Linked DNA regions of Homo sapiens: regions 1 and 2 are each linked to region 3. Evidence: chromatin loops called from intact Hi-C (ENCODE). Cell type or tissue: heart right ventricle. All regions are shown on one strand.

Region 1 (8,000 bases), 78 kb before region 3:
TTTTTCTCCAGCCAATGGAATTATGTTCCAGAGGGCATTATGGCTGCCTCTGTCACCAGAGAAGTAGGGGAAACCTGGTAGCAATAGGCTTCACCCAGCTCCCATGCAGTTGGCGAGGCAGGTTTTGCTCCTGCTGTGCCACACTAACAGCATTGAATTTATCTCCCTGCAGCCTTCAGGATGGACTCAGACCTCACTCCAGGCTATAAGTTTCCTGCTGAGAAAGCAAGCACAGCTTTCAGGCCATGTGCCTCCCTGTCTGCCCACAATGTTGGCAGTAACTTCTGCTCTTTCTCCAGCAGTTCCGTTCGCCCCCAGATTCTGCTCCAGAGGATTTGTGCCCAGTCAGAATTATAACAAATTTCAGTTGGACGCTCCTTTCACACTGTGACCCCTTCCAAATTTTGCCGTCTGCCTTCCCCCAGGGCCCTTGTGAGATATAGTCAGGGGTGGCTTCCCTGGGCTTGAGCTAAAGACTGGGCGTGCCTACAAGGCTCTTCTCACTGCTGCATCTACCATATATATATATTTTTTTTTTCTTTTTGTTGCGACGGAGTCTCACTCTGTCACCCAGGCTGGAGTGCAGTGGCGCGATCTCGGTTCACTGCAGGCTCCGCCTTCCGGGTTTATGCCATTCTCCTGCCTCAGCCTTCCTAGTAGCTGGCACTACAGGCGCCCGCCACCACGCCTGGCTAATTGTTTTGTATTTTTAGTAGAGACGGGGTTTCATCGTGTTAGCCAGGATGGTCTCAATCTCCTGACCTTGTAATCCGCCCGCCTCGGCCTCCCAAAGTGCCGGGATTACAGGTGTGAGCGGCAGCGCCCGGCGTACTTTTGTATTTCATGCTAAATCTGTTTCAGGTCTAGGTAAAGTTAAATCCTTTTCCTGTAATCTGGATTTTCGAGTTCCCCAGTGGGGACATGGGTCCGGAGGCAGGTTTTTCCCCTCTCACGCTTTGGGAACGCACAGTTTTTCACTTGTCTGGTGGAGTTTGCAGTGGCCCCTCCCTTCTTTAAAAGGATCTGTGAATTCTTTCGATTTTCTGGGTATTCTCCTGCAGTGGTTCCTTTCTTGAGGGATCTGTGAAGTGAGTTCCTCAAGATATTTCTTGTCAGGTGAACAGTCTGTGGTCTCTGCAGGGCCTGTACCACCCCTGGGCACTGTATGCCCCACAGAGTGGGCCTCTCCTGTGCAGGGCCTGGGAAGAGGTTGATTATAATCTGGTGTCTGAGGCCTGGCAGCACCACACTCTCTTCAGTGAGTCAGGCTCAAGTCTGAGCACATCTGCAGAGCTTATGTTTGCTGTGTTGCTCATGGAAGGCAGGGAATCCAAAATTGTTTTCTTAGAGATGGACTCTCACTATGTTTCCTAGGCTGCTTTCAAACTCCTGGCCTCAAGTGATCCTCCTGTCTCGGCCTCTCAAATCACTGAGATTACAGGTATGGGCCACTGTGCCCAGCCTATTATCGATTTTCTCCCATTTCATTCAGTCCTCAACCCAATGTACTCTCTCTTTTTCTTTCCCTCATCTCTGATGCTCCTCTCAGGGTGGCAACTAATGACTTTTATACAACTCAAGCCAGTGGTCACTGTTCTGTTTCTGTCTTATGTGTGTCATTAGTGTGTTTGAGATGCCCCCTCTCCTCTTTCCTGGAAGTTTTCTCCTGTCTCTTGTCTTTTATGAACCCACTTCCTCTCTGTTTTCCTACCAATTTCTAGTCCTCTGCTTTTCAGCCTCTTTCTTCATGTCTGTGTTTGTCTGGATGCAGGAGCACACACTCAGATCCCTGCTATCCTGACTTTGTGTACTTTTCTTGAGTGACCTGACCCAAAATTAGAACTTCACCCACCATGAGCCTCCTTCCAGTTTATGTCACTAACCTAATGTAGCATGACACTCATCCATTTATTTCACTGCCTTCAAATCAACTGTATGTTTTCCCCTAGAAGTTTAAATTCAGTATGTCTCAAACAGAAAATTTTACCTTCTCTCAATCACTTAATTATCACCTTTGCAGGCACGGATGCCACAATTCTCCACGTTGCGTGGTTATTCTCGACTTCTTCATATCCCTACTTCTGGCATGTGATTTAGTGATTCCTGTGGCCTCTCATGTCATTACTGCCATCAAATCCATCTGCTGTCCTCCTCACCCCATGTTCCTGCCCTGGCCTACGCCTTCATTACTTCCCACCAGAGGGCTTAAAAGTGCTACTGGTCTTGCCTTGAGTCCCGCCTCCTCCAGCCCATCCTTCCTACAGGTGCCCCATCCAAACACAAATCTGACCGTGTTACTCTCCTGCTTAAGATACTTCACAACTTCCTATGTCCTGTGGGATAAAATGCAAACACTTGCCATCAGCACACAAGGCAGGTTACAGTGCTGCCTGGCCCACATCTCCCCTGGCTTCAGTCACACTGAAGAACTGCAGTTCTCCTTGCAACTTCATGCCTCTCTGCTCCTGAGCCTGCTTCTCCTGCTGGAAATGCCATTTCCCCTTTCTCTGTTTTGCTATCTGCAGGTGAACACTGTCCCTAGGAACCTTTCCTAAATCGTATTTTAATTTTGCTCCTGAGTAGCTCTTGTGTATACCTTGTGATACTCAGTGGTGATCAAACCACACATGTAGCAATCATCTTTTCTTTGTCTGTTTTATTCTTGAATTTCAAGTAGATTAAGGACAAAGTTCCCATCTTTAGAGTTTCATCCTTATTACCTAGAGAGTGAAAGTTCACAAAAAGCATTTATTAACTGAATGAAAATTAACATTTGAAGTGTGGAATTTGCTTCAAAATGTGCCAACCTTTAGTTTTCAGATTTTGTAAATATAATAAATACAAAGTAACCTAAGCTGAACCAATTACATCTGTGTAGCCCAGTCTATACACCATGTATTTTTCTTTTTCCTTTGGGATTCATTTCTGTAGGTGAGTAATCCTCTAGACCCTAAACTCAGTGGGGGACCCTCACCATCCGTGTGCGGCACTGAACCTGCTGTCACACTATGCATCTAAGTAGAGGACTGGTTCTCCCCATGCTGGGCTGGGAGGGGAAATCCTCACTTAGGGACCACCAACCATGCAGTGTCATTTGGCTTCACTTCCTCTTCCAGGCCGAACCCTAAACTCTCTGTAATTCACTGTAATAATAATTCACTTTTTGTTATCAACCAGTTGCTGCTTCTTATGTATCAGGTAAAGCTAAGATACTATCCCATAGGTCTTTCAAATGCCAACAACTTGTATTTCCAGGTGAAACTACACTTGAAAACTACACTCCACAAGACAATTTTGTGAATGTTATGTGAATGATAATACTTTTAAATTTACTCTGCCTAAAATGTAAGTGTTGTGGATAAAATTATAGAAGGTATCATTTTTCTTCTAAAAGTAAGAATGTAACTTGAAGTCTATAAATGTCACTAAGACTCTGGAGGTATTTTCATGTCCTTCACGATTTTGTTCCACTCTGAAATATTTATTCCATCCTTCCACTTCCCTGCCTTGCTTTATGGCTATATCAGTAATTTTTAATGTATTGTCCTGTAGGGTTTCTGAGATCCTACAGGAATGAGGTAGGAGGACTACTCAATATTGTTTCTACCAGGAGTTGTGTGACTTGGACAAGTTACTTTACCTCTGGGGTCAGTTCCCTACTATGGAAAATAAGTTCTTCTACATGGGGGTGTGAAGATTCAATGAGTAAGTTTAGCACATAGTAAGTGCCCAATAAATATTATCTTACTGTATTCAGCATTACCATTATCATAGACGGATGTTAAGTCTTCAGGGACAAGGGAAACAACCTATATCGTCCATGGGTCATTTCTGTCTTTGTTTCTTCTCACTCCTTTTCTTTTCTTTCATTTGCATTTCTCATTTTCTGTGTTATTCCTTCATGTTCCCAATAACCTTCCTGTTACCTGTTTGCTTCCTGCATTCTGTGTAGCATCCTACGTATTCACCCATTCTCCATCTTCTCCTTCATGCAGCAGACCATGTGTCAACATATGCGGAGTTTGTGCAGACGCACAGACCCTCTGGGGAGTATATGTTTGAATTTGATGAGGAGGAGCAGTTCTACGTGAACCTGGATGAGAAGGAGATGGTCTGGCCTCTACCAGAGTTTATTCACACCTTTGACTTTGGTGCTCAGAGGGGTATTGCTGGCATCGTCATGGCAAGGAAGCACTTGAACACCCGGATCAATGGTCCAAACAGACTTGGGCCACAAATGGCACTGCCTATAGCTGCCTGTTCCTCTCAGAGGGGTATTGCTGGCATCGTCATGGCAAGGAAGCACTTGAACACCCGGATCAATGGTCCAAACAGACTTGGGCCACAAATGGCACTGCCTATAGCTGCCTGTTCCTCTAGAGTCCAGCTGGAGGGATGGGAGGGCCTCTCTGCCACACATAGAACTAGAGGCCATGATGCCCACTCATGAATGAGCCCCTTCCCTGAGAGCGAGAAATCTTGGGTCCACACAGCTGGGTTCTTAGGACAGCAGAGGAGGAGGCATTTTCTTCTTACTCAAGAGAAAGGCTGGGCTGAGGGGGCCAGGTCAGGAGCACGAGAAGCTGTGACCCTGTCCAGGAGCCCTAGGGGAGCAGGAGGATGGGCCTGGGAGAGGTGGCCCCTAATCTGGTGAATATAGGACTTGGGGTGGTGGAACCTTTAAGAATCAGCCAATGGCAGTAGGCTCCTTGGGTTCTATCCCCTTTTGGAGCCCCCACCGAGGTAAGCGTCTTTCCCAAGGAGCCTGTGGATCTGGGCCAGCCCAACACCCTCGTCTGCCATGTTGACAAGTTCTTCCCACCAGTGCTGAACATCACGTGGCTGCGCAATGGGGAGCCAGTCATTGAGGGTATTGCAGAGACCATCTTCCTGCCCAGCAAGAAACTCAGATTACACAGGTTCCACTATCTGACCCTCGTTCCCATGGCCGAGGACACCTGTGACCTCCAGGGGGAGCACTGGGGCCTGCACCAGCCTCTCCTCAGGCACTGGGGTATGGAGCGCCCTCCCTCTGCCCTCACGGCCTTGGCACCACCTTTATTTCCTGGGCCCATCGCCCCTCAGCACCTGCCTTCCTCAATCCCATGTTTTATGGTCACTTTATCCAAATTTCACCATCTCATGGTTTCGAATACCCAACACCTCCCACATCCAAGGCCAGCCCCTGCTCTCTGTACCTTATAACTCTGTCTTCCCTTGGTGCCCCAGAGGTCCATGAACTAATCCAGGTGCCTGAGACCATGGAGATGCTGGTCTGTGCCCTCGGCCTGCTGGTGGGCCTGGCGGGGGTCCTTAATGGCACCATTGTCTCAAAGACCAAGCGATCTGACAGCATCCCCGGGTCCAGGGGCTCCTATGAGTCATCCTATAGGTGTATTAGGGACAGAGTGGAAAAGACGAGGTAACAAGTTAGGGGTGAAGAGTGGGAAAGAGAAACACTTCACCAGGGGCTCTTTGAGCATTGATGTTTTACTGCCATTGGGCTGGATAAAAACATTAACAAATGTAATGAGAAATGACATTCATTGAGTTGCTTACTATGTTCTAGGCACTATTCTAAGTGCTTCTCATGTGTTCACTTATTTACATCTGGAGGTTGGTTCTTATTTATTTCATGTTACAGAGCAGGAATCAGACACCGGGAGAGGTGAAGACCACACAGCTTCAAAGTGCAAAGCTTGGATTTAAACCCAGGCTTTGGGCCTGCAGTGGCTGCAGTCTTGTCCAGTATTTAGATTATTTCATCTGCAGTCACTATCTGTCTTCCTACATTTTACACAGCCTTAATTTTCTTCTGCCCGCAGAGTGATGTTCAGAACTTCCAATGCTATGTTAAACATTTCCAGCAACGAAGGACATCCTATCTTTTGCACAATCTCAAAGGCAATCCACCTCATTTCTTTGAAATATATATGCTATAGATTTTTGGTTCACTACCTTTAACATGTCATGAAATTGATTAAATTCTGTCTATGTCTTGAGCTGAATTCAGTTTAAATTAATATGAATTTTGCGGAGTCCACTAATGTGTTAACCACATTATATATTTTCTGACACTGAAGAATCATTGCATTCCTAGAATAAATCTAAAATTGGTCAAAACGTATTGTTTTTATAATGTACTGTTGGATTCAGTGACATGGCTAAAATTAGTCCACAATCCTGTTCTCCTGTACTATTCTTAGCTGGCTCTGGAAATATAAATGAACCAACCTCATAAAATGATCTCAAAAATTCTGTTCCATTCTATGTTCTAGAATCACACGTGTAAGAGGCATGATCTGCTCCTGGAAATGTGGGAGGACACCCTCATCTGCAATAAGATCAGGACAGGGCCCTTTGGAAGGCGATTCTTTGCTTCCCATGACAATTTCTTTGATATTCTCTACTCTATTTTAGTTTTCTATTTCTTCCTGTAGTTTTGACCTTTATATCTTTCTAGAAACGTATCCGTTTTATCTAAATTTTCAAATTTATATGTATAGAGTTGGTCGTAAGATTTTGCATTTTAAAATGTGTATAAATGTCATTTACCCTTTTCGTTCTGAATCTCCTGTATTTTCCTTAGGAGTCTTGCCAGAGGTCTCATTAAAGTTTTCATTGCCTCAAAATTTGATTTTATCTTCTCTATTTTTATATTTCATTGAATTCAGCTTTTGTCCTTATTATTTACATGTATTTTCTTTTTGCTGTTTTTCTGCTTTTCCATCCTCTTAATTCACATAATTAGCTCATTTGTTTACAGTCATTTTACTCTAACAAAATTGTTTAACAGTCTGACATTCTATGCAGCATTTTGAATGAACTTATTTCATCTTTCTATAAAGACTAAACATCTATTATGTTTTCAGTTATTTCCTCTTCCTCCACTATTTCCCTGACTTTCTAGACGTCTAATTATTAAGATGTCAGATGTCTGTTTCTATCCTTCATTTCTCTTCACTTGTCCTTTACATTTTCTATTGTTTACTCGATCATATTGTCCTTGGGACAGTTTCTCAGTTTGGCTTTTTGTTTATTAATTACACTTCAGTTGCAAAAGTCCTATTTCTTGTCTCATTTATTATGTTTCTTATTCCAATCTTTATCAAAGCTCAATATTTGTGCTTGATTCAGTGGCTTCTTGCTTTTGCTTCAAATTCCCAAATTCTCCTTTACTTCTCTATTTAAGCCCTTTCTATTGTGAACTAGGGGACATTTGGAAGAAACACACAAACCAATAGAATGTACGTTGAATGGTTATCACCGCAAGCACCCATGTAACTAGTACCCGGGTGAAGAAATAGACTGTTGCCAGCATCCCTGTGCCCCTCCTTAGGCCAGGAGGTAGTGTGTAAGCTTTTCAGGAGCCAAAGGCTGCTGATATCCATAATGCCTAGCATTGCTCCTGGTACACAGTAGGTCCTCCATAAATATCTCTTGTAGAAGTATTTTATTATTTATTTAGTGTGTACTTCTTAAATGTTTTCCACCTTCAAGTATTCCCACTTATTTGAAGTTAGTTGCAGCCATATGATTTACATTGGAAAATGAAATGCGAGAAGTGTGTTCTTTCTAGGAGGGATCATTAAAAGCCAGTGAATAAATTCTTAGGTTCCCTTCATTCTGCTGGGGAGGTTCTGGGAGCAGATGTGCAGGAGAAAGACTGTCAGCCTGACTTCCTGAGTACGATGATGAGCAGAGCTTCCTGCATGACTTACTTTGGACGTGTAACATGAGCCAAACCTGGATATCTGGGTATTTGTTAGTTTAGCACAGCTGATCCTATTCTTACTGTGTAAAAGAAATTGAAGAGAAGGTGCTCAATGAGACTTCAGAGAAGCTGAGAGACAAAAGAACTAGGAGGATGTTTCATCCCATAAGCCAAGTGCACAGTAATTTCAGGGACAGTTTACAATGCAACATGCTCAAAAGGCATCAACTATGGTAAGTGTTCACTGGCCTGGTAGCAAGTGGTTATTAAAACCCCTTTCAAGAGC
Region 2 (8,000 bases), 130 kb before region 3:
TTGCCTTGTGATCTTTGCTTTGCCTTTTGCCTTGTGATCTTTATTGCCCTTTGAAGCATGTGATCTTTGTGACCTACTCCCTGTTTGTACACCCCCTCCCCTTTTGAAGTCCTTAATAAAAAGCTGCTGGTTTTGTGGCTCAGGTGGACATCATGGACCTACTGATATGTGATGTCACTCCTGGCGGCCCAGCTGTAAAATTCCTCTCTTTGTACTCTTTCTCTTTATTTCTCAGACTGGCCGACACTTAGGGAAAATAGAAAGAACCTGCATTGAAATATTAGGGGTGGGTTCCCCAGATACATGCCCAGCTAATTTTTTTGTGTTTTTAGTAGAGACAGGGTTTTGCCACGTTGGCCAGGCTGGTCTCGAATTCCTGACCTCAGGTGATCCACCCGCCTCAGCATCCCAAAATGCTGGGATTACAGGCATTAGCCACTGCACCTGGCCATCTCAAGATGGTTTTAATGGTTAGAAATATCAGCCAATTGAATTTTCAGAGACATATGCCACCTAATTTTGTATTCAATACTTAAGTCATTAAACTCCAGTGGTCTATATACCTGTTTGGCCTCTAAGACAGTTTGGCCTCTAAGTCTGTGAGCACTTTCTGTGATGATGGAAATGTTCTACATTTATGCAATTTAATGTGGTGGCCACTATTCACATGTGGCTATTGAGCACTTGAAACATGGCTAGTGCACTAAGAAACTCAATTTGAAATTCAATTTTAATTTTATTTAATTTAAATGGCCACAGGTAGCTAGCTAGTGCTACCATATTAGACAGCACAGCTCTGAGGCTCTTTTAAGGACCCACATAATTCAATGAAGAGACCCAAGTTTAATACAGATGTGGGATATGCAGTCTTCATAATTCAAACACGCCAATTAATTTCTGTTCCTCTTTTTCAAGTTGGGGGCTTTCAAGCACAAAGGCTTTTACCTGGTCTTGGGCAGAATTTTTCTCCCCAAAATTTTACCAAAATTTGTGCTCTTTTATAGTCTGTTTCTTTTAACTCATAAAATTAATAATGGAAGACAGAGGTTTTTGATGCAGTTGCTTTAAAAAAAACCAGGTTCAGGCCAGGCACAGTGGCTCACACTTGTAATCCCAGCACTTTGGGAGGCTGAGGTGGGCGGATCTTCTGAGGTCAGGAGTTTGAGACCAGCCTGGCCAGCATGGTGAAACCCCGTCTCTACTAAAAATACAAAAATTAGCTGGATATGGTGGTGCGCATCTATAATCCCAGCTACTTGGGGCTAAGGCAGGAGAATTGCTTGAACCTGGGAGGGGGAGGTTGCAGTGAGCTAAGATTGCGCCACTGCACTCCAGCCTGGGTAACAGAGTGAGACTCCATCTCAAAAATAAATAAATAAATAAATAAATAAACAAATAAATAAATAAATAAAATCAGGTTTACTGAGATATAATTTAAATACAGTGAAACCATAGCTGTACAGTTGTTTATGAGTTTGACAAACATATTCATTGTGTAACTACTACTACAATGAAGATAATATTTCTATTACCCCAAAAAGTTTCCTCATGGACACAGCTTTTTTCAAGTCACTCCTGGTTAATGTGTCATTAGGATAATAAAACAATGTTAATTCTTGAATTGGATTTAGGCTGTTTAAATTTTGCTCAATGGATTGTACCTCGGAGGTGGGAGAATTTACTCTGGCAACTTAGTAAAGGTTGGGGCTGCCAAGTGAAGGCAGACTGTTGGTGAATATAATTTATTGGGATTGAAAAGGATACATCAGCCAGATTGATGCATGAATGCTAATCAAGGGTTGATTTAGCAAGATCTTCTACTAAGGAAATAATATCATGTACAGTGCTAATCACATTTTTTTCATAATTGAGTTAAATATTTAAAGTGATTAGAATAGTCACTGCCACTTAATACTACTTCAGAATTAGCTGCTTTTCTTAATATCGGTGTAATTCACAATTCACTTCCAAGCTCCACCTCCCTTTTGACTGGCCAAAATGAGTTGTTAAAGAGTCCTACTCTTTATCTCAGATTTCTCCAACAATGTTATCATAATTGTTATTTTACATATTCTCCTAGGGATTTGTCACTATTTCATATTACGTTGTTTTGTGGGGAAGTGGAATTCTAGAGGTTCTTAAGAGCTTTTCCAGCTCCCACAGTTGCAATCGTAAGTTCAGATAACATGCCCAGGGGCAGGAGAAATCACCATAGAAGCTTTCTTGGTTCTCTGTATCTCCCATTAATGTTTCATAACCTTCCACCTTCATACTTTCCCCTCCACATACCCTGGTATTCAAAATAGCCCTTCTTATTAGATTGGGTTTTCCTAATTAAAAGTTGCCATTGATGTTATATCCCAAAGTTTCTGGAATTCCTAAACATTGTCCTTTGTCTAAACTGTTTTAACGTGAGTGCAGAGTGTCTCCAGACACAGGTTGGAACAGATCTGGAGGGAAGAACATTGGGGCTGTTTGTCCCATCGTATGAGAGGATCTGGTTTTAGGGCAAAGCTCTTTAAGCTTGGAGAATGAATCGAAGGTGTGGAAGTGCCCTGTTTCTGTATGTTCTAAGAGAAATGAGCTCTTAACGTTTATAAGCTTTTTGTCTTGGCATTCCCCTTCGGTTTGGTCCCTAGCACTGTTAAATTACATGAATTGAGGGTTTGCCAAAACTACTGCTAAATTTGCAGCTTCTGTATCTGCTAAAATTGGACTATTTTTGATACTTCCTTTAACCTGTTTTGTAACCTTGTTAATTTTCTAATGAGCCCATTGTGCTGTTGGGATTCCGATATCCCCAAATCTAATGAGCCATGACCATACACGTTAGCTCCATTCCCACTGGGTTCTCAAATTCTTTTTCATTTTTCCAATTCTTTAGCACTTTCTCTTATAGGCGGTTCTGCCTTAATTTGAAATTAAATGAGAACTTCAGCCCCTTCGTCTCACCAGCTGCTAGCATTTTAAGTGCTCAAGAGCCACCTGTGGCTAGTGGCGGCTCGGTTGGATAGATACAGAACATTTCCCTAACAGCAGAACATTGTATAGGACAGCACTGCTCAAGGGATTGCTCTCCGATGATCACACCCACTTTACAGATACTAGGACTGTCTAACTATGTACACTTTCTTTCTTGCAAATACGATGTCGAAGGCTTTCCCTCAGTTTGTAACTTTTAACAAATATTTTAGAATCTTTATTGATCAATCTCTCATACATCTGTGCAACAAAAATATATGTATTCATTTAATTCTTTAATTGACAAAAATTGAATCTGTTTATGGTATACAATATGATGTTTATATATATATATATATATATATATATACACACACACACACATTGTTTAATGGCTAAATCAAGCTAATTAATATGTGCATTACCTTACATATTTTTTGTGTTGGGTGAGAACACTTAAAATTATTCACTTAGCAATATTCAAGTACACAGTACATTGTTATTAACTAGAGTCACCATGTTGTACAGTACATATCTTGAATTTATTCCTCCTGTCTAACTGAAATTTTGTATTCGCTGATGTTAGTTTTTACAATCAACTCATTAAAAACATAATTAGGTCACAGAGGTTAGGAGGTTTTGAAAAAAACAAAAAACCAAACAAAAAATGTAATTAGGTTTGTTTGGCAATCTAGCAATGCTTAGTGTGCAATGCTTTTTACAGCCGCTGCTAAAAGCATAGCAAAACCACAGAAATCTATGTGCTGCCAAAACCTATGTATTTGGTCGTATTTATTTTGACTTGTGTTTTTTGTGTGCTTAACTTTTTCTCTAACTTTTTTTTGTAAAGAATGCTGGAGTATTCCCAAATTGTTGACAAATTCCCTTGTTTCCTGTTCTAAGCCCAGATTTCAGTGTTGGCCACTAGGTGGGGATAGGATCCTATTTCTCTATAGCCTTAACATGATTTTGAATTTCGATGCTTTGCAATGGATAATCTGGCTTTTTCCTCGAAAGCTTTAAAACATTTCTTTTGTGAATTCAAAACAACCCACAGTTTTAATTCTCTGTAGTTATCCAATAAAAAGGAATAGGAAACAAGTGCTAAATTATTTACTTACAGTGTTTCTGTATGGAAATCCTTACCCCCAAGACAGCTGGCTTCACGGCTTGACTCAATGGTGAGAAATCTGAGTTGACTCACAGCTTTCTGACAGTATTCTGATGGTACCATGTTAGGATAAATTCTTGGCCAAACAGAAAATCAAGGGAGACCTGCTTCTCCTTGTCAAACTCTAAATTAATCTACTAGTTCTTTTCATAAAGCAAAAGGTGAAATGTTGAGGACTCTGAGTTGGCGATCAATCGAAATGACTTTTAAACTAAGTCCCTTTTAATGATGACTGAAGACAATATTACATTAATCACTGGGTATTATAAACACTGGTTTCTCAGTCCTCTGCTGATGAGATTTGCTTGTTTGTGTATTTCTTTCTTAAAATCCCAAATAGTGAAGTCTCTCTTAAGCAATGGAGGCTTATTCATAGTCAAATTCCTTGCATGTAAAATTCTCTGGGTATAAAGTAGATTGCCTCCCTCTTGTTTTTCTTTTTCTTGAGACAGGGTCTCACTCTGTTGTCTAGGCTGGAGTGCAGTGGCATTATCACGGCTCACTGAAGCCTTTACCTCCCAGGCTCAAGTGTTCCTCCTGCCTCAGCTTCCTCAGTACCTGGGACTACATTTATTTTTTGTTTTTTTTTATTTTTTTGTAGAGACAGGATTTTGCCATGTTGCCCATGCTGGTCAAGCTATCTGCCCTCCTTGGCCTCCCAAAGTGCTGGGATTATAGGCATGAGCCACCAGGCCCAGCCTGCTTTCTTCTGTTTTACCAAGATGCTTGACAGTGGATATATAAAATGACAACTTCCCTTTCTCATATGTGGCACTGAGAGATGGGCAGCCTCTATTTCCTACAAGAAATATAGAATAGAAAATGTGTAATTTCTCATGGTGTTCTGCAAAAATTAAAAATTTCACAGAACACTCATCTGAATCCCTGGTTTGTAACTTTGGCTTTCCAAAACTTGCCTATATGCTAATATGATTCATAAAACATTTGTAATAATAATTTCAAAATAAAAATTTTAAAATGAATTTAGTCCTATATCTTCTATAATAACCAATATTTCCAGAAAAGTAGGATTTAAGAGTATCTTCTGTACCAATATATGACTTTCTTTTTCTTTTTTTTGGAGACAGAGTCTCACTCTGTTGCCCAGGCTGAAGTGCAGTGGTGTGATTTCAGCTCACTGCATCATTCAGTCGGCCGAAGGCCTGGCTAGAACAAAAAGGCAGAAAAAAGGTGAATTCACTCTCTCTCTGTTTTGGAGTAGGGAGTCCTATATTCTCCTCCCCTTGGACATCAGATCTCCAGGTTCTCTGGCCTTCACACTCAGGGACTTGCACCAGCAGCCCCCCAGGTTTTTGGTCTTGGACTCAGAGTTACTCCACCAGCTCCCCCGGTTCTCAGCCCTTCAGACTTGGACTGAGCCATGCTACAGGCTCCCCTGTCTCAGCAGCTTGCAGAAGGCCTAACGTGGAACTCCTCAGCCTCCATAGTTGAGGGAGTGAATCCCCAGCATAAATCCCCACTCATCTATCTACCTATATATATCCAATAAATTCTGTTTCTCTGAAGAAGTCTGACTTCTTCAGCCCCCAAAGGCCCCCAAAGGCCCCCAAAGCCCCCAAAGGCCCTAGTGCTGGTCTGTTACGAACTTCCTGGTAGACAATATTTTACACATGGCATCCCAGCTCCTTGTGGGAGGAATTAAGTGTGTCCTGTGTGGCTCCAGGGGGACAGGATCCTTGGAAGCCTGAGCCTGGTTTCTCTTAGGCTTTGCCCAGTGTGCCTTTCCCTCTGCTGAGTTTGCTTTGCATCCTTTTACTGTAATGAATCAGAGCCCTGAGTAGGACCATATGATGAGCCCTGTGAGTCCTCCTAGGGCATCATCTCACCTGGGGTGGCTCTGAGGACCCCTAACATAGCTCTTCCTCTGGCATTGGTATCTGGTAATATATAAAATCCCCCAAAACTAACTTGTCATCATAATTTATGACCATATTTCATCAAAATTTCATGTAGTCACATCCAAGAAGTTCAGTTAAGAAAGAAAAACTCTTTAAGCTTGGTTAAGGCTCTGCCATTTTTGAAAATTCGTATTAATCTAATAATATTGTAGCAACTATAAGTTTTCCTGATAACTTTTTTTTTTTTTTTGGGAGTGGGGGATGGAGTTTTGCTCTTGTTGCCCAGGCTGGAGTGCAATGGTGTGGTCTCAGCTCACTGCAACCTCCGCCTCCTGGGTTCAAGCGATTCTCCTGCCTCAGCCTCCCAAGTAGTTGGGATTACAGGCGCCCACCACCACACCCAGCTAATTTTTGTATTTTTAGTAGAGACAGGATTTCACCATATTGGTCAGGCTGGTCTTGAACTCCCGACCTCAGGTGATCTGCCTGCCTTGGCCTCCCAAAGTGCTGGGATTACAGGCGTGAGCCACTGTGCCCAGCCTCCTGATTACTATTATATAAAATTTGGACTTAGTGGCACATCATAACATGAAATGACTGGAGACAATATGACTTCTCTCTCGGTATTAAACATCAATTAAGATGAATTACAAAAATCATAGTAAACTGTATTCTAAAACCAAGCCTATGTCTGAAAAATCTGGTATACACACATCTTTTGAAACTAAGGATGTGTTTTCACTGTACAACCTGCAAGAGGTGATCTGGTGAACATAGAGTTATGGAATAAGTGTGTATCTATAACTTAGTACAAATTATATATAAAGAGAACGATAATGTATTATGCGGCTGGGCATGGTGGCTCACTTCTGCAATCCCAGCATTTTGGGAGGCTGAGGTGGGTGGATTACTTGAGCTCAGGAGTCCAAGACCAGCCTGGCCAACATGGTAAAACCTCATCTCTACCAAAAACAAAAAATTAGCTCTCAGGTACTCTAGAGACTGAGATGGGAGGATCGCCTGAACCCTGGAGGCAGAGGTTGTAGTAAGCTGAGATCATGCCATTGCATTTCAGCCTGGGTGATAGAGTGAGACTCCATCTCTAAATAAATAAAATAAAATAATATATTATGCTATTATACCTATTATTTAAAATTGGGATCTTATGTTGATTTCTACATTTGGGAAGCATATTCCTAAGAACTGACCTTTATCAGTCCTGTATTGTGTTCAGTGGCAAAGCCAGGCTTGGTGTCTGTTCCATCTGGGAACGCCAGGAGTAATGGTCCCACTCCTTGCTGCTGAGGGTACAGCATGAATTTGGGCAGCACCATGAAATAAAGCAAATGTAAGAAGATCCTCTATCAGTTGCACTCCTATTTAATAAGAAGACTTGATCATCATCAAGAAGTTAATTTCTCCATGCCTGGGTAAAACCACACTGACTCATCCTGAGGCTCTTCATTGGACCCAGTGATCACCAAATCCTTCAAGCATAAAATGGCCATGTGATTATCTCCTTCCTCTCAGGATGAAAGGCAGACAATAACATGTGATTTATGTTCCTCAGGAAAGGACATGCTATAAACTAGAGAACTTGGGAAAGAGGAAGTACATGAATTAACATGCAGGCACATGGTGGCATGTGCCTGTGGTGCCAGCTACTGGGCAGGCTGAGTGGCAGCATTGTTTGAGCCCAGGAGGTGCAGGCTATGGTGAACTGAGATCGTACTACTGCACTCCAGCCTGGTTAACAGAATGAGACCCTGTCTGTCTTTCTCTCTCTCTCTCTCTCTCTCACACACACACACACACACACACACACACACACACACAGAAAATAAAGGAGAAAAAGAAATTGTTCTTAAACATAAAATTTAAAGTGGGGTTCTTTGTATCACCACATTCTTTTTTTTTTTTTTTTTTTGAGACGGAGTTTTGCTCTTGTTGCCCAGGCTGGACTGCAATGGTGTGATCTCGGCTCACTGCAACCTCCACCTCCTGGGTTC
Region 3 (8,000 bases):
TTGCAGAAGACTAGCAGTGAATTGCCATGGGATTGATAACAGAGCCCTCTGGGCTCAGTGGCCAGCTCTGTCCTTTTCCTTGGCCTCTCTCTGATTATTTACAAACATATGACTTTCTAGCCCAGTCAGGGAGATTGTCTTTTGGAATGAGAGCTATATAAACAAAAAAGATTAAGAACTTAGTAATGGAGTTAATTTTCACCAAGAACAGAGGCAATCCATTTCCTCATGAAACTTTCCAGAGAGCAGGAGATGCAACTCTCTGAGAAAGGAAGGAAATAGTTCCAGGGAGGGGCTGCTGTTTTCTGGGCCACTTTGCATGAGACGGGAAAGTGAAAGCAGAACCGACGCAACCTCATGGAAGGCTATTTCTGCTGTAAGCACCTACTTCTCCATAGAGAACACTCTCCATGCCCTCGTGTGCCAATGGGCAGTGTGAACTAAGAGTGTTCATTTGTGTCCGGCAGAATATTTCTCAAGAAGGGTCTGGTAGCCGGGCAAGCCACATAGTTGGAGACACTGTTTGAGTGGAAGTAGACCAGTTTTTTCTAGTTGCTTGTTTTCATCAAGCAAGAACCACATATAGGTAAAAAGCAATTTTAAAAACTGATTTTTGGTTTTGAGAAAAGTCAAACGTGTAAAACATTTGTGATTGCATAATAAAGCTGCATGTCTAAGAATATAAATATTTTATAATAGATTAGCTATTACACAAAAACATTGAAATATCTTTTAATTTTTCATTTTGATCAGATGAAGAGAGCCAAAGAAGGAAAGTGAGTGTACAGAAATGGAAAAAGAAGTGGATTAATGTAGAGAAAGAAGAGATATCTAGAAGAATAAAATTGTGGCCCTGAGGAGAGAGGAGGTGGAATGGTTAGATTTTGCTCTCCATTAATAGAAGACCAGGTTGCTGTATTCAAAAGGTCTGAGAAGAAGAAAAGATGTGACAGCTACTAAGCACCTAGTAGATGCCAAGGATTGTTCTTTGCTATGTTAGGTATAATTAGATGACTAAGAATTGAAGCTATACAAATGAATGTTTGATCAAGGAGACATTGTTAGCTGGGGACAGATCCCTAGAGGCACTCTGCATTTAGAGATTCCCAGAGGAGCAGAAGCCCCAGAATGAATGATCTGAATGGTGTCAGGAAAATCAGAGGAGTGTGATGTCTTGAAATCTGAATAAGGAGAGATTTCAAGAAAGTGGAATGATCTACTGTGATGAAAGCAGCAGAAAACTCCACAAAGATAAAGATTTGGTGACCTTGGCAATCAATTTCTGTCCCACTGAGGTCATGGACAAGGAAGTCAGACTGCAGTGGGGCTGAGAATGAGTGGGAGGGGAGAAAGAGGAAACACAGAAGTGTAACATTTTCTTTAAGGAACATGGGAAGAGTAAAGAAGAAAGATGAGGGTGGAAGCTAGGGAGATGAGAAGAGCATTAGGGACAAGGAAGATTTGAGCCTAAATTCTAAACTGAAGGGAAGGATCTGGCAGCAGGGGGCTGATTAGAGTTAACAGAGAGATAGAAGGGAGGACAGCTGAGACAAGCTCCCAGTGGAGGCAGGAGTGAAGGTCTCGAGCGCATAACTGGAGGTCAGGGTTAGCCTGGAGCAGGAAGAGCCCCAGCCTCTGAGACTTCAGGAAGAAGAAGAAAGAGAAACCAGGGTCTCCAAATGGTCAGAATGTCGCTGATGAAGGGTGTGCCTGACCAATTTTCTTGATGAAGTAAGAGCCAAGGAATTCCTGCTGCTATGTAGAACTGAATGTGGAGTGAGAGGAGAGTGAGAAGGTTTGGAACTTTCACAAGGAGACTCGGGTAATTAATTAATTGATCAGTCAATCAATTAAATGGTTTGCTGCCTCTTTTCTCTTTCTATCAATTCAAGTCAATCCTGCTTTCACCGGGCTCCAAGGCAAAAACTGTGCCTGCTTGCCATTAATCATAGATAAGGCACAACCCTATTACTTAGCAGGACATCTGCGGCTTTCACAATTTGACACCAGCCTGTTTCCTAAGCCTCGTCTCCTCCGGCTCCTCGTTTACTTGGCCATGCAGCAGTCCCCTGCCCACCATATACTTTGAGGCCTCTGTGCCTTTGCCCAGGCCATCTTCTCTCCTTGCAAGGCTCTCATCCTCTTCTCCGCATCAGTAGACTTGTATTTATCCTCCAAGGCACAGTTCAAACGTCATCTTCTCTCTAGCTTCTCCTACCTAGGGCAGAATTAAGAATTCCCTTTTGTGTATTACACAACAATTTATTTATTGTTGTTATAGCAAACATGGGAAATTGCTATTTCAAATACATAGTGTCAGAAGCTGCTTTCATATTCTGGAGATGTAATTAATCTCAAGGAGGAAATTGACTTTTGATTTAGAAAAACACGTTAATGCGCCATTTCATTATAAATGAAATACCCAAAGCTTGTATAGACAGAAGTTACATGTTTCTGTGAAGCATATGGAGATATATGTTATTATAAAAACATTAATTTACTAGAGGTCTTAATGTTTTCCTTTTGCACTTCTTTAGATGTGACCTTATGCCTATTCACCCAGGGGAAAATTTGGATTTTTATCACAGAAGACCAAAAGCAAACAATATTCCAAAACAGAATATTGACAGCTATATCAAAGTCATAGTCTTAAAAATTAGACATTGGTAAGAGAAAAGGGAGTTTCTAAATTTACAAAAGTCTAGGTCCTTAGAGCTCTCTGCTGGGGATTCATTCTAGACTGAGATCACCTCTTTTGGGAGGTGGGCACTCACTGGCCACTTCTGTGTTCCTGAGATCTTAGAAACACCAGAACCCTCTCCTCTCAACCCTCTGCTACCTCCACATGGCACTAGAGCCCACAGGATCTACCTTGGATCTACAGCTTGGATCTACCCACACACATTCTAGAGTCTCACGGGATCTTCTAGGGATATCCCTGGTCTGATAAAGAGACACTGCCTGTGGATATTTTCCTTTGCTATCCCAATTGCACTCTCTGTTTTTGTGAGGACACTTGGGAAGATGAAAAACACTCTGTCACCATTGTCATCTTCTCCCTGTATCACCAACATCTGACAAATCGAATATTACTTATAAGCTACTATGAAAACAAAAGGAAAGGCAAATTAACCAACATTTTCAGAAGTCTTCAAAAGTTGTAAAAACCATTAAATTCAATATAAAAGGACAAAACTTTAAAGTCAAGTTTTTGGCAAATTGATAAAATTGGGGAATTGATGATTTGATGTATTAATTTCTGATTAGTTGATGGGTTGATTTTAGTGAGTTGACGTGCAGTAAATTGGTGTTCAGGATGGTCATGGAGAGGCTTGAACTGGCCTGGAGCCAGGGGCCACAGCCCAGAACACACGGGCCCAGGATCAGGCTGCAGCCTCGCCAAACTGGAAGGATGTGAGTAGTAGCAGAGCCACGCTGGGGCCACCAGCAGGCAAGGTGGCTGAGCCCCACTGCCTTCGTCAGGGATAATCGATCGCAGATTAGACCAGCCACGGAAATGTTGGCGAGCGATGGGGACAGGCCAAGGAACTGGGGGCAGAGAACCATCAGAAAAGAGAAAAAATGCCACCTAGACCCAGCTTCCCACAGCCAGCACGCTCTGTAAGTTCATCCTCTGCCCCAGGATGTCATTCCCAAAAGGGGGAGGGAGAGGGGGAAGAGAAGAAACCGTGAAAGATTGTGCCTTTCCCAGAAGACATTTGAAGTTTTTCAAAAATACCTCTTTTAAACAGGAAGGGCTGTATCTATGCCTTTCGATGGCCAATTTTGGGGTTTTCCTACCATCATTTGGAATTGTTGCTCCAGAGTGTAATGAGACCAGTTATATATTTTTAAAGTTACTTTTTTTGATGTATAAATTTCAAACTATCTGCAGATATAAAGGAAGAGTGATTTTAGCTTAGAATTTCCCAGGAGACAGAGGTTGGAACTCTGGCATTTAGAGAAGTCAGGAGACGGGAGGGGAAAGTTCTAAGGGAAGTGAGCAGTTCCCAGCCAAAGGGCAGAAGTCCAGAGTTTGAAAAGTGATGGCCAGCAAGAAATCTGCTGTGCTGGGGAGCTGCCCCCAAATGACCACAACAGTCTGCCCAGGGCAGGAGGCTGGTGCAGGAGATGCCATCAACTCCATACGTAAGCACACATTTGCATCACTTCTCTGTCCAGGAATTATCAGACATTCTGGTGACAGCAGTGAGCCATTTGAATTCCTGCAATTAGACAGGCACTTGAAACTGCTTAATTACTAGGGAAAGGATTGCCCCAGAAAGTTGCAGGCCACATGAACATTTATATTGCACATTAATAGACCTTCTCCTTTTTCCACCACGTATTTAGTTCTGTGTACAGACTTCCAAGACAGCCATTCTTGTTGGCAGGAACCATAATTGTGGTCCCAAAGCCTAGCACGGCACTTAAAGCAAAATAGATTAAAACAGAGCGATGCACCAGCAAACAGTCAGATCTAAGGTCCAGAATGGAAAAATTCAATGGTAAGGTCGCCCTCTGGTGGAATATCTAGGTAGTAACAGGAAAGGACTTGAAGACTCTGGCAAGCTGGCTACTTAAATGTAAAAATCTCAGAAAAGGAGCCAGTGGCCAACTGGTAGCCAACCAAGAGCACCCAGAGCAGCGCTGTCCAGTAGAAATATAATGGGAGCCTCTTAATTCAATTTCAAATTTTCTAGTAGCTACATTTAAAAAGCAATAAGAAACAGGTGAGATTAATCTAATACATATTTTAAACCGCAAATATACAAAAAATTGCAAACTGAACATTAATTAATATAGAAATTACTGAGATTATGTATATACATTTAATTAAGTCTTCAAATCCCAGGGCATTTTATACTTAGAGTTTTTTTTGGCTTAATAGCTACAGGTGGCTTGTGGCTACTGCACAGGACAGCACAGTCCTTGAGGAAGGGGATCATGTCCTGCTCTTCTGTGCTCCCAGAGCAGCACACAGTGCCTAAGTCACATCAGGTGTCCTATAAACATGTATTTAATGAAGAATATCCCCCAACACCTACCTGAACTTGTCATGCTCCAAAGAACATGACAGATACAACTTTACCTCAAAGTCAGCATTTTAGACAATTTAGAACAACTGGATTTGTGTCATTTTTAAAGGACACTTTAGTAAGTTTTTGTCGAATCTGTGTTTGCCTCATTATTAGACTCTAGTCCCAATAACAGTACCTCTCCCTAGAGTCAGGGTTATCCACTTTATTCACTTTTATTTGTTATCATTGACTTATTTATTTAATAACGTGCTAGCGTTTAGGGGGAAAAGGAAGATTGTGTAACAAAGATTCAATCATCCATGATCCCTTCTTACAGGCCCTTTCCATCTAGGAGGGAATGTGGACCATACATATACATTCCAAGAAAACAAATAATGAGGAAGCCCTGGTGAGACTGAAAGGTGTTCTGAACTGGGTTGCTTGCTGGCTGTGGCTATGAGAAGGTTCCTGGAACCTTCTGCTCTTGCCTCCCCGGTGTTGGCCTTGAGCAATCACTGCCTGCTCCCTGCTGCAAAAAACGATGGCAAGATCCTGATTGCCTGTCCAGCTGTTGAGGGGTGGGTGAGAAAATCCAAGCTGAAATCCTGCTGGAGTGGGAGGAGCTGGGGACTGCCCTAGTCATTGCCTCCTCTGCCACCCCAGCTATCAGTGCTCCCTACGCCTCCTAGTGCTCCCACCCTGAAGTCCTGACCTGAAGTGACACCCAAAGGGTAGTGACTATGGTTTTGCGCTGGCCTAGGACTCCAGCTGGCCCTCCTTTCTCTTTACACACATGACACCAACACAGATGGCCACTAGTGGGTCAAAATAATACCTTTAGGGAGTGCCGACACCTCAAAAGAAAAACAGCAAACAGGACCATCTATGTCCTTGAAAGAAGTGGTAGAAAATATAGACCAGCCGCTTAAAATGAGCATTAAAAGTGCACTTTAAAAGTCAGAAGCTATTATAATATGAAAAAATAGAGAATATAGGGAAAACACCTAGAAGTTCTAGGTGTAAAAAATATATATAATAGTCAAAGTAAAAGCCACATTAATGGGATAAATAGTGGGAGAGATGCAACTGAAAAACAAAACAGAAAGATGGAGGACTACACTGAGGAGCTAGTTCAGAACAAAAGAGGGAAGAATTGAGAAGTCATCAATAGAAAAGTCAGGGGAAAAGGAGGAGAGAATTATCCAAATATAGATTATATGAGTTTCACAAAGACAAAAAATAGAGGAGAAAAATAGTTAAAGAAATAAAAAGATGAATTCCCAGAATTAAAAGATAGAGAAGATCCATAATGTCTTACAGAGAGAAGGAAAAACCCACTCTAGACACACTAGCAAAATTTAAAAATATCAAAGACAATGAGAAAATTCTAGAAGATTCCAGCATGAAAGACTGACATGGGATTTTCTAACTGTGACATTGGATGCAAAAAAAAAAATTTGGAATGATGTTATTTAGAATATTAAAGGGGAAAATACTTCAAATAGTATGTAATACACAGCTAAACTTTATTCAAAAGTGCTGGTATAATTTTAAAAAATTATCAAGCATACAAGACTTTAGAAGGTTTGCTATGCAAATTCCCACATCTGAAAGTTTTTGGAAGAAGAATTCTAATCAGAGAACGCATTCTAGAAGGTGCCAAAAGATATGAAAAGTAATGTTGACCAAATAATTTGGTGAAGGAGAAAATATGTGAATAAATTTGAAAGCATGCTAAAGTTCTTATCCAGTCAGAGGGAAGATGGAGAAGGTATCGGTAACACTTAAAAAAAAAAAAAGGCAATGAAGATTAAAAAAGAAAACTTGGCCGGGTGTGATGGCTCACGCCTGTAATCCTAGCAGTTTGTGAGGCCGAGCCAGGCAGATTGCCTGAGCTCAGGAGGATAAGCCTGGGCAACACGGTGAAACCCCGTCTCTACTAAAATACAAAAAAAAAAAAAAAATAGCCAAGCATGGTGGCATGCACCTGTAGTCCCAGCCACTCGGGAAGCTGAGGCAGGAGAATCGCTTGAACCCGGGAAGCAGAGGTTGCAGTGAGCCAGCCCAGATCATGCCACTACACTCCAGCCTGGCAACAGAGCGAGACTCCGTCTCAAAAACAAACAAACAAACAAACAAAAAAACTTTAAAAAATAGAAATATTGAAATAAATAAGGTATTACAAACAAGCCCAAGTGCATCAATATTCACAATAAACACAATCAGAATGCAGCAAAGACAGTGCCATGTGCTCACCAAACCATTATATCTTCCTGCACACATAGGTAACGTACATTTTTCCATCCCCGTGCGCCTATGTGGGGTCATTGTTTACTTCTTGCCAATGGAATGTGAGCAGAGATGGCAAATAGTTTCTGGTCCAAAACCATGGAAACAATGTGCCTTTCCCAGGTTCTCTCTCCTACCTGCAAAGCTAGGAGTTCATGAAGTGCTTTTCAATAATAGAGATGCAAAGTGGAGCTTAGCCACCTTGAGGCATGTTTTGGAAAAGAGCTACAGAGTGCCCAACCTGCCTTGAACTACACGTGGCTAAAAAATAAACCTGTGTTTTGTTAAACCACTGAGGCTTCAGTGTTTGTCTCTTGCAGAAACAAGTTTGCTCACTTTGACTACCATATGAATTGAACATAGGTTAGAAGACAGAGATCGTCAGATTGAATCAGAAGCAAAAATCTATATTTATGACATTTCAAGGGCTACATCTAAAGCATAAGTACAAAGGAAGAGTAAAAACAAAAGAGTAGAAAAAGATACAGTGAACAAATACCCAAAGACAGCTGTAGAACTTATTACTATCAGACAAGACAGAGTAGGACAGAAAGATTCTCAGGACAAATTGGGAAAAGGCTCAGTTCACCAAGACTGTAATAATTCCCAAGAGTAAACACCTTAATAACCTAAATGCAGAGAGGGCAAAAGTTGATTTAAAAATTAGAAACAAGTTGAAAAACCTACAGT

Evidence for each region. Hi-C counts contacts between places; a loop is a spot of excess contacts. Peaks named below come from ENCODE experiments on the same cell type or tissue, not always from the same donor. Only the 100,000 strongest peaks of a DNase experiment are listed, where the experiment ranks them.
Region 1: a loop joins it to region 3, with 6 times the contacts of the local background. A loop is called at or near these places in 81 of 110 quality-filtered maps.
Region 2: it touches region 3 in a loop (9-fold over the local background); 62 of 110 quality-filtered maps call a loop at or near these places.

What each region holds. Positions count from the first base shown.
Region 1 is chr6:33,089,133-33,097,132 of GRCh38, reverse strand. HLA-DPB1 (major histocompatibility complex, class II, DP beta 1) reads right to left here. Exons shown (of 6, transcript NM_002121.6): 6 at 7,437-8,000. It also overlaps the pseudogene HLA-DPA2. Among named protein-coding and RNA genes, the nearest start is that of HLA-DPB1, 17 kb to the right of the region's middle. In heart right ventricle, a CTCF peak has its summit at 4,958 (motif pointing right); a DNase peak (open chromatin) is centred at 4,911; H3K27me3 peaks cover 1,331 bases.
Region 2 is chr6:33,144,146-33,152,145 of GRCh38, reverse strand. HCG24 (HLA complex group 24) reads right to left here. Exons shown (of 3, transcript NR_138084.1): 2 at 7,200-7,292; 3 at 3,331-4,931. Among named protein-coding and RNA genes, the nearest start is that of HCG24, 4.8 kb to the right of the region's middle. In heart right ventricle, a CTCF peak has its summit at 3,882 (motif pointing right); no DNase peak of the experiment used is centred here; H3K27me3 peaks cover 1,863 bases.
Region 3 is chr6:33,011,467-33,019,466 of GRCh38, reverse strand. No RefSeq gene overlaps it. Among named protein-coding and RNA genes, the nearest start is that of HLA-DOA, 5.9 kb to the right of the region's middle. In heart right ventricle, CTCF peaks have their summits at 4,327 and 4,528 (motif pointing left); a DNase peak (open chromatin) is centred at 416; H3K4me3 peaks cover 1,351 bases; H3K27ac peaks cover 4,323 bases; H3K27me3 peaks cover 2,111 bases.